2 separate regions of the Mus musculus genome follow, and region 2 is linked to region 1. Evidence: chromatin loops called from intact Hi-C (ENCODE). Cell type or tissue: gastrocnemius. All regions are shown on one strand.

Evidence for each region. Peaks named below come from ENCODE experiments on the same cell type or tissue, not always from the same donor. Only the 100,000 strongest peaks of a DNase experiment are listed, where the experiment ranks them.
Region 2: a loop joins it to region 1, with 2.1 times the contacts of the local background. A loop is called at or near these places in 2 of 42 quality-filtered maps.

What each region holds. Positions count from the first base shown.
Region 1 is chr9:108,458,325-108,463,324 of GRCm38, forward strand. It overlaps Ccdc71 (coiled-coil domain containing 71), which reads left to right and starts at 2,229. Exons shown (of 2, transcript NM_133744.5): 1 at 2,229-2,293; 2 at 4,614-5,000. The coding sequence starts at 4,666. Gm51295 (predicted gene, 51295) reads left to right here and starts at 770; the gene lies at 770-836. It also overlaps a transcript of Klhdc8b not described here. In gastrocnemius, no CTCF peak of the experiment used is centred here; DNase peaks (open chromatin) are centred at 2,194 and 2,494; H3K4me3 peaks cover 2,663 bases; H3K27ac peaks cover 2,344 bases.
Region 2 is chr9:108,510,608-108,515,607 of GRCm38, forward strand. It overlaps Qars (glutaminyl-tRNA synthetase), which reads left to right. Exons shown (of 24, transcript NM_133794.2): 8 at 532-603; 9 at 724-809; 10 at 925-1,011; 11 at 1,876-1,975; 12 at 2,093-2,171; 13 at 2,253-2,361; 14 at 2,459-2,589; 15 at 2,679-2,771; 16 at 3,062-3,199; 17 at 3,286-3,373; 18 at 3,458-3,601; 19 at 3,683-3,787; 20 at 3,936-4,028; 21 at 4,139-4,266; 2 more. Among named protein-coding and RNA genes, the nearest start is that of Qrich1, 4.0 kb to the right of the region's middle. In gastrocnemius, no CTCF peak of the experiment used is centred here; no DNase peak of the experiment used is centred here.

The sequences.
Region 1 (5,000 bases):
CACACACACACAGAGGAGAAAGGGCCTACCATGCATGGAACCCAATTTCACACCTCAGATTTGGCTCTGGTTTTCTTTTCTTTTCTCTTCTCTTCTTTTCTTTTTTTTTTTAAGATTTATTTTATTTATATGAGTACACTGTAGATGTCTGCAGACACACACCAGAAGAGGGGGCATCAGATCTCATTACAGATGGTTGTGAGCCACCATGTAGTTGCTGGGATTTGAACTCAGGACCTCTGGAAGAGCAGTCAGTGCTCTTAACCGCTGAGCCATCTCTCCAGCCCCGGCTCTGGCTTTTCAAAGTAGGACCTATTAAAGCAAATCTTTCCCAAACTGTATCTTAACCCACCTGGTCAACCAGTTGTCTCCGATAAGATGGATGTGGCTTCACCTCACCAATGACCATGGAAGATGTCAAGTAGAGAGCAAGGGATGGACCATGGAAATGCCTCAGGTGTCTTCCCACCTCAACCTCGCTGCCTCAGGTTACGCCGATGTAGAGCCAGCAGCTGTCAAGAACCAGGTCAAGTGACAGCTGTGCTCTGATGAGAGTCCCACATCAGTTGTAACACCAAGGTGTATCCCCCTTTGATAGCTAGGTTCCCTCACTTTCACCGTTCCCTCAGTAGCCATAGAGAGAAGGAACAGAGAGAGAATGGACCCAGCCTTCTTGTCCTCCATTTTGCTCTGACCTCTGGGTTTGATAATGCAAGAGAGGAATCTCCTTCTAGGGCACATTTGGCCTGCTAGAGCACATCTGGCCTGCTACTATGCCTGGAAGGCACCAAGCTCTGCCTCTTGGCAGAAGTGGCTTCTGTTTGCATAGTTATGGCTCATCCTGGTGTAGGTCCATAAGGCCCTTTTTCTCTACCAAGAGAAATGACTGGAGGTACTGACCCCAGACTGCCCGCAGATTTTGTGGTTCCTCTTGGGTACTTGGCTACCCAGAAACTGTCAGGAGTCTCCTGTCGGTGCCAAAGCTCTGAGAAGTAAACAGGCATCAAGTGAGGCCTTGGGTATTGATGGGTGGTTGATACTTATCTTTAAAGATGACAGATCCCTCTACATAGGCTGGGAAACACAGAACAGCTAAGGATCTTTCAGTCGTACAAAAGAGGAAGAAGGCTAGTATCCAGCTCCCACATGAAGCACTTCAAACACCCTTGTCTACCTACCCCAAACTCTTAGACAGGTCCAGATGCCTTCACTCCCTCATCCATGAAACCAAAGCTTTCCTGATGCCTCCTAAACTGGACTAGGAAGCATCTGACAAGGGGGTCCTTTCCTTAAAGCTGTGAAGCCAGGCATGGCAGCACATGCCACCTTTGATCCCAGGAATCCAGGGCTATGTAGGGATACACTGTCTCCAAAAAGGACAAGGTTTGGAAAATATGCTGACTGTTCATCTGAGGTCTCAGATTCCTAGAGTTAGTTTTAACCTGTGTCCTCAAATACTGCTGAGGAGAGGGCTCTGTAACTAACCATCTTGTGTTGTCTACAGGACATAGGTAGGACTGAGTTTGCAATCTCTTTGCCAACAGAGCCAACGGATTCTGGGCACTGTAACGACTGAAAAGTGTTACTTTGTGCCATTCGAGGTGCTTTGGCTGAGCCAGATCTTGGCACTCCACTGTGTATACATACCTGAGCAAGTATATTCAGGCCCACATTGATGTACTGTGACTTACAGACTGGCCATCTACAGCCCCAGGCTGCTGTGTATTACTTGTGCCTACATGTATATACCAGCTTTTCATGCAGTGTGCCAGGGTTAAGCCCATTCTCAGGAGAGGAGCGCCTGCTACTCTTTCAGGAAGTACTTGTGTGGTGAAACAAGGGGACTTTCCTGAGATAATCCCTGTCAGGCACACTCTCTTCTGATCAGGTGCCAGAGAAAGAGTAAGGTCCTGGGGTGTAGAATAGCATAGAGCTTGCCAGGAGTCACTTTGACTCCTATATTACCAGGACATTTTAGAAAAGTGGTCCTTAGTCCAATCCTGACTGGGATCCTGTGACTTTTGCCTTCTATGTGCACAGGCTCCCATACTGGATCAGATAGGTTTGGACTTGTCACCTCCGAGGCCACCCCCTCCAGGCAGCCCTCCGAAGTACTCAACCTGCTCCGCCCCCAGACTTGGGGGGGGAGGGGAGAGTTCTAGGGGTCAAGGGTCACCAGGCGGGCTAGATCCCGGAAGCGGAAGCACGGTGTACTTCCGGCGCGCAGCAGGCGGCCATGTTGGAGCGGCGGAGGCGGCGCAGAGGTGCGTCCTGGGTCCCCGCGGCGGCGCCGGTAGGTTGGAGCCGCGGGCCTAGCGGTGGTGCGGAGTGGCTGCCCATGAGGCCACAGGGCGGCAGGGCGAAGGGACTGGGTGGCCGGCCCTTCCGGGATCCTCATTTTCCCAGGGCTTGGCCGAGACACCCCACCCCTACCCAGGACCCCACCCTGGGGGTTCTGAGGATCCTGTCGGGCGACCACTGCCCACCTTACACATTTCGCCGCCGCCGTAACCCCGACTCCCCGTCGCCGTTCAGGCCCCGGGGCCTCGGTCTCCCCGCCTGAGGGCCCCGATCTGCCCCTGATCCCAGTCCGCCCGATTAGTATGCCCGCCCCCAGTCTTCTGTCAACTTCCTGTGCTGGCCCCAAAGGAATGTGTGAAGGCAAAAGTCAGCCTGGCTGCAGCCTCTGTTTACAAAGCTTCTTGAGAGCCAAGAAGCACCCTCCCTCCCATGGGCTCAGAATGACCTAGGCAAAGAGCCCCTTGGTCCCCGCCCCGTAATATGAGCGCCGGAGGTTTGGGGTGGGAGGTAGGTCGTCCCCCTCTGTCCTACAGTTCATAGCCCACCCATTCAAAACATAAATAAATAAATAAATAAATAAATGAAAGCATTAACTTGGATTGTACTTGAAGAGCATCCTCTGGGGAGGGGAAGTGCCTCAGACACCTGAGGATCCAAGAATGTTTCCAAACAAAGAGCCCCAGGGCACTTTCTCCGGGGAGTCTGAGGACTGTGTGTCTGCTTCATTAGAGCTGTGCAGAGCGGCGGCACAGACGGGCTCCTAGACTCCAGGGACCTGTCTCATCCCAGCTGATCTTTTAACGCTCCGGTGCAGCTGGGGAATTTACCTTTTGACTCGGGAAGCCCTCAGATGCTGCGTTGGAGTGCTGGGTGTAACTTCTGAGTGACAGCCATGGCTTCCTTAAGGAAGCATAGGACGATTTGAGTGGTCCCAGACAGCTGCATCTGTTGGGACCACTAACATCTAAGGTCTGTTGCCTTTTAAGCGCTACGGCTTGGCCTACCTTCCTAGTTGGAATCTTTCCCTGTCCTTTGTCGTCAAACCTTGAACTCCTTGGTCTCGTTGCCTGGTCTCTTGCTTGCCTTAGAGATGTTTGCAACTGTCTTTTTTTTTTGGGCGGGTCTGTGTCTTATATTGGGTTTGAACTCCAAGACTAGAGCTAGGAATCAGGTCACTGAGTATCCTGTCTATAGACTCTGGTAAGGAGATGAGCCACCCCCTGCACTGGAACGTTGGCAGTTGGATGAACAGTGGTGGGGTGGACATCAGGTGGTGTAAGTCTGGGTCTTTGGGCCTATGTTCAAAGGCCTTAGTCTGTCTTCCTCAGCTACAGCCTGGCCTTCATCCATATGGTCCGTACTCTTCTTTACTTGATAGCCTCTGCAGGAGTTGCTACCCTTTTTGCTCCATTTGTACCTGCTCCTTTTTTGGTTGGCACGCAGACAGATAGGTAGATGTTACTGCTTCCAGGAGTCCTTCCCTAACCTATTAGAAGCTGGCTTGGAGAGCACCATCTGCTTCTAAGAACCTTTAATGGCAGCTGTGTCTTCACTTCCGGACTGGGTTCTTTGAGGACTGAGGTATTTGCTTATATTCCTGGGACTGAGTCTAGATATTTAGAACACCAGGAAAGAAAAGAATCAAAAGGAAACAGGCGTGGTAGTGCACAGTGTTGGGCAGCTGAGCAGCAGATCGTGTGCATCGACACGTTCCAGACCGGGAGCATAGCAAGCTCCCTGTCAAAGAGGAAAGAGTAGGATGTAGCTGAGCTCTTGGCGCGCGTTTGTGATCCTAACAGCTGGGAGGCTTCAGGAGGAGGAGTCTGAGTTTGAGGCCAGTTTGGACCTCATGGCAAACTCCAGAACAGCCAGACCTGTACTGTAGTGAGACCCTTTGTACTAATCAACTAAGCGCGATAGTAGCACTTGCCTGTAATCCCAGCACTTGAGACAGAGGGGCTGGGGGTCCAAGGCTGGCCTCAGCTCTATACAGAGTTAGAGATCAGCCTAGCTGATGAGGGACCTTGACTTAAAGCCAGAAAAGAAAAATGCCATTGCATTAAAACGAGCTAGATCTAAGTCTCCACAGAAGCCCGGTGGTAGGGTAGATGGTCTGAGGTGCTTCTGAGCATATATCCCAAAGAAATGGCCCAACGTGGTAGAGATGGTCAGGAGACCCTGGAGAGATTTATTCTGGCCAGGCCTTTCTGTCGCAGAGGGAGGGAGCCTGGCTCAAGCCGCCTGCCTTTTTTTTTTTTTAAGCTCTGTGTCCTGGTACCATTCTCATCGACTCTTTTCTTCTTGCTTTGGAGGTGCCAAGTGCTGGTTTGTGGATACCCAGGCAAGCCTGCAGTGCCCAATGCCATGAGCATGGTAGTGCAGCCTGTGGAGGAGAAAGCTGTGCACTCGTGGTCACGTATCTCCACGGCAGGGAAGAAAGCCCTGGAAGAGGCCCTGCTTGTGTTTAATCCCATGAGCCAGGATCTCAGTGCCACAGAGGCCCAGCTCGTGGCCTTCCTCCAGGGTCTGCGAGATGATGGCTTCCAACCGACCATTCTTCGAAGTGGAGATGTCTATGGTTATAGTTCATGCACAGCCAGCCCCCCCAGCCAGACAAAGCTACAAGCTCGTACCATCAACCCACCTGCCACGTCACTTCCCAAAACTGCTGTGTCAGTCCCTGCAGGCCGGACCACCTT
Region 2 (5,000 bases), 52 kb after region 1:
GGGCCGGGCGGTGGTGGCCCACACCTTTAGTCCCAGCACTTGGGAGGCAGAGGCAGAGGCAGAGGCAGAGGCAGAGGCAGGTGGATCTTTGGTTTGTAGCCAGCCTGGTCTACAGAGTGAGTTCCAGGATAGCCAGGGCTACACAGAGGAACAAATAATTTAAGAGATAATATTGTTTTTATACTAGGTTGTCTTAGTCATGCATATGACAGATAGTTCCACATTGTCAGGCCTTCTTTGTTAAAAATAGCTCATTAAAATATAACTTATGGGCTGGAGAGATGGCTCAGCGGTTAAGAGCACTGACTGCTCTTCTAGAGGTCCTGAGTTCAAATCCCAGCAACCACATGGTGGCTCACAACCATCCATAATGAGATCTGCTGACCTCTTCTGGTGTGTCTTAAGTCAGCTACAGTGTACTTACATACAATAGACAAATAAATCTTTTTTTTTAAAAAGACAGGAAAAAAAAAAGAAAAATCAAAAAGAAAAACAACAAAGATGAGGCAAGGTTCTTGATTTCTTCTGCAGGTGAAGTGGCTGGCCAGACCCTGTCTCTGATGGAGCAGCTCCGGGGGGAGGCACTTAAGTTTCATAAGCCAGGTGAGGGGGTAACTCGAAATTCTGGGGTGTGCTGGTGGTTAGCATTACAGTCACACCTGTAAGTCAGGATCCTTGCCTGACAGCTGCTCCTGGTCATCAGCTCTATTCTGATCCTGGCAGGTGAGAACTACAAGACGCCAGGCTATGTGATCACTCCATATACCATGGATCTGCTGAAGCAGCACCTGGAGATCACTGGGGGACAGGTGTGTGGGGGTGTGGCCAGGCAGACACTTGACTGCCTAGGCTGCCTCATCTCATCTATTTCAGTAGGTGATCTGAGCTTTGGTCCCATTCCCTTTATCCCATTCCTTTACTTAGGTACGTACGCGGTTCCCTCCAGAGCCCAATGGAATCCTGCATATTGGACACGCCAAAGCCATCAATTTCAACTTTGGTTATGCCAAGGTAAGCATTTGTCTAGGTCCTGGCAAGTAATATGATCACTGTCTACTCCCATGACTGCATTCCAGAAAGGTATATTTCTGTCTTGCCTTTTGTAGCTGATGACAGAGGCCCTAGAGAAAAACTCCATGTAACAGCTATTGTCAGGAAATACTGGGTTAATGGGGAAAATTAAAATGGTTCTTTAGATAGGGTTTCACTGTAGAGTCCTGATGGCCTTGAATTGTGGCGATCACATGCCTCTGCTTCCCAGGTACTGGGATTAAAGGGGTGCACCGCTATGCCCCATGGAAGATGCATTTCTTCAATTCCTTATATTAACTTTTCAATTTATTTTTTGGCAGTCATCAATAGAAGACATTAATTAAAAAAATATTCCTAGGTGGCTGAAAAGATGGCTCATTGGTTAAGACCAGTTGTTGGCCTTGCAGAGAACTTGGTTCAGTTCCCATCACCCACATGGTGGCTTATTCAGTTTTCGGGGATGTTTTCTTCTGAAATCATCTTTTGCCCTCTGAGGGCACTGGGCACACACATGGTGAAAGCATATGCATGCAGGCAAAACACTCAAACACATAAATCTAAAGGGAAAAAAATGATGTGTGTGTGTGCACGAGCGCAAGCACTCATGCATACTCATGCTATTGAACATTCATGGATGTCAAAGACAGACTTTGGTGGAGTTGGTTCTTTTCATCATAGACTTTGAGGATCCAACTGAGGTCATTCAGCTTGCTAGGCAACTCCTCTTATCTGCTGAACTATCTCATTGGCTGCCTTTTACATTTGATAAGCTTGGACTTTGAGAATGTAAGGCTAATGGTATGGACTCTAGGGCTGATGGGTGTGGTCCTCCAACTCTCTTAGGCCAACAATGGTATCTGTTTTCTGCGCTTTGATGACACCAACCCTGAGAAAGAAGAAGCAAAATTCTTCACTGCTATTTATGACATGGTGACCTGGCTGGGTATGATGAGCTTGAGGCCTGGGCAGGGTTGGTGGGAAGTAGATCTCTTTTGTAGGCCATGGCCGTGCCCGTTAGTGTTTCCTACTGGCTTTTCATACTATGTTCACATCACTCCAGGTTATACACCTTACAAAGTGACATATGCTTCTGACTATTTTGACCAGCTGTATGCCTGGGCCGTGGAACTCATCCATGGGTAAGGTTAGGTCCATAATGTTGAGCCCGGTCAGCTGACCAGGTCCTGGGCCTCCTGTACATTCATATCCCTTCTTCACAGGGGTCTTGCTTATGTGTGTCACCAGAGAGTGGAAGAGCTCAAAGGCCATAACCCTTTACCTTCTCCATGGAGGGACAGGCCTAAGGAAGAATCATTGCTGCTCTTTGAGGTGGGGTCCCAGAGGGCAGCTTGGTTTGGGTAGGCCAGTGTGCGAAGCATGAGACACACCCGTGTTTAGAGATAGCCTGAGCTCTTGTTCTCCTCAGGCAATGCGCAAGGGCAAATTTGCAGAAGGAGAGGCCACACTTCGAATGAAGTTGGTGATGGAAGATGGCAAGATGGACCCCGTGGCCTATCGAGTCAAGTACACGCCACACCATCGCACAGGGGACAAATGGTACACATTGGCATGATGAAGGGTGAAGTAGCAGGGCTGTGGATTGGGCAGAGAGACTGGTTGGCTAGTCTAATGCTTCTGTTCCACAGGTGCATCTACCCCACCTATGACTACACACATTGTCTGTGTGACTCCATTGAGCACATTACCCACTCGTTGTGTACCAAGGAGTTCCAGGCTCGGTGAGGAGGCTGAAGTCATGTAGTGGGTATAGCTAGGGGGATTCCTTATGTGTTTAGGGTGTATATACATATGAGTGGGGCTGTGGGTGCCACAGTATGTGTTGAGATCAGAGTACAACTTGTGGAAGTCAGCTTTCTTCTTCCACCATATAGGTTCCAGGGATCCAACTTGATTTTCCAGAGTTGGCATTAAGTTTCTTTACCCACTGGACCCTCTCGTTGGCCTCTAGTGCTTTTTCTGTGGTCTTTTTATGACCCCACAGATGGCTAACCCTTTTCTTCCATCCTAGACGGTCTTCCTACTTTTGGTTATGTAACGCTCTGAAAGTCTATTGTCCTGTTCAGTGGGAATATGGTCGCCTCAATTTGCACTATGCTGTTGTCTCAAAGCGCAAGATTCTCCAGCTTGTAGCAGCTGGTGCTGTTCGGTAGGTGTGGTCATGGGGTCTGCCAGAGGTTGTAGCTCTTGTGGCATGTGCTGTTTAAGATCTTCTGACCACCCTCTTATCCAAAGGGACTGGGACGATCCACGGCTCTTCACACTCACTGCCCTACGACGACGGGGTTTTCCACCAGAGGCTATCAACAACTTCTGTGCTCGGGTATAATTCAGTAGGCTTAGTGGGTGAAAGCAGGCTGGGTGTGGCCCTTTTACTTGTGGTATGACTGATGAGTTTTCCTACCAGGTTGGGGTCACAGTGGCACAGACCACAATGGAACCTCATCTTCTGGAAGCCTGTGTGCGTGATGTGCTGAATGATGCAGCCCCACGTGCCATGGCTGTTCTAGAGCCACTACAAGTTGTCATCACCAACTTTCCTGCTCCCAAGGTGGGCCTACCTCTGTGTGTGTGTGTGAGCATGTGTGAATGCCGAGTATCTGAGATAACAGCTATCTGTCTCCTGCTACAGCCCTTGGACATCCGAGTGCCAAATTTCCCAGCTGATGAGACCAAGGGTTTCCACCAGGTTCCTTTTGCTTCCACTGTCTTCATTGAGAGAAGCGACTTTAAGGAGGTAAGTGGGGTTTACTGCTAGGTCTATTTTTAATAGCCTCTCCTTCCTGCTTTACATGAGCCAATCCCTAACAAACATGAGGTTGGGAGAAGCCTTGTTCTTGGATGATGTTTGCAGCTTCTGTATCTTCCATGCTTCTTTTCTTTAGGAGTCAGAACCAGGCTATAAGCGCCTAGCTTCGGGCCAGCCTGTGGGCCTGAGACACACTGGTTATGTCATTGAACTGCAGAATATTGTCAGGGTAAGAGACAGCTGCAGTCTTTCTGTACAGTGCCTGCTAGGGCCAAGATTGTGTGTTGCTAACAGTCTTCATGTTGGTCCCTGGTCTGATTCCATCTTCCTCACTTCTAGGGCTCCAGTGGCTGTGTGGAACGCTTGGAGGTGACCTGTAGACGAGCTGATGCTGGAGAGAAGCCCAAGGCCTTTATTCACTGGGTATCACAGCCTTTGGTGTGTGAGATTCGCCTCTATGAGTGCCTGTGAGTGAACATAGCTGGAATTGAGACTGTCACAGGATGGGAATTGCATGCTGTGGCTCTCCAGCAAGGGCCTGACTTTCACTCTGGCTACAGATTCCAGCACAAGAACCCCGAAGACCCTGTTGAAGTGCCTGGTGGATTCCTAAGTGACCTGAACCCGGTAGGCTCATAGAATGTGAGGTGAGGGTGGTGGGCTTCTGAGCTGGACAGCCACTTGGATTCTCTGTCTGCAGGCGTCACTACAAGTGGTAGAAGGAGCATTAGTGGACTGCTCTGTGGCTTTGGCAAAGCCCTTTGACAAGTTCCAGTTTGAGCGCCTTGGGTACTTCTCTGTGGATCCAGACAGCCATCAAGGACAGGTGCTTAATTTGACCCACCTATACCCTTCTGTGTACTGATGGTGGAAGCTGTTCACTGTGATAAACACTCTCCCTACATCCCCTTAGCATTCTCCAAATAAGTTGGGAGGGACATTCATTACTTTCCAGTTAAGTCCAAGCACAAAATTTTATAGGGCTCTAACTTTTTTTAAGATTTATTTTATTTTATGTTAGTATGCTGCTGCTGTCTTCAGACACACCAGAAGAGGGCATCAGATCCCATTACAGATGGTTGTGAGCCATCATGTTGTGAATTGAACTCAGAACCTCTGGAAGAGCAGTCGGTGCTCTCAACTGCTGAGCCACCTCTCCAGCCCCGGCCCTAACTTTTTTACTCTTCAAAGTAGCAGGCAA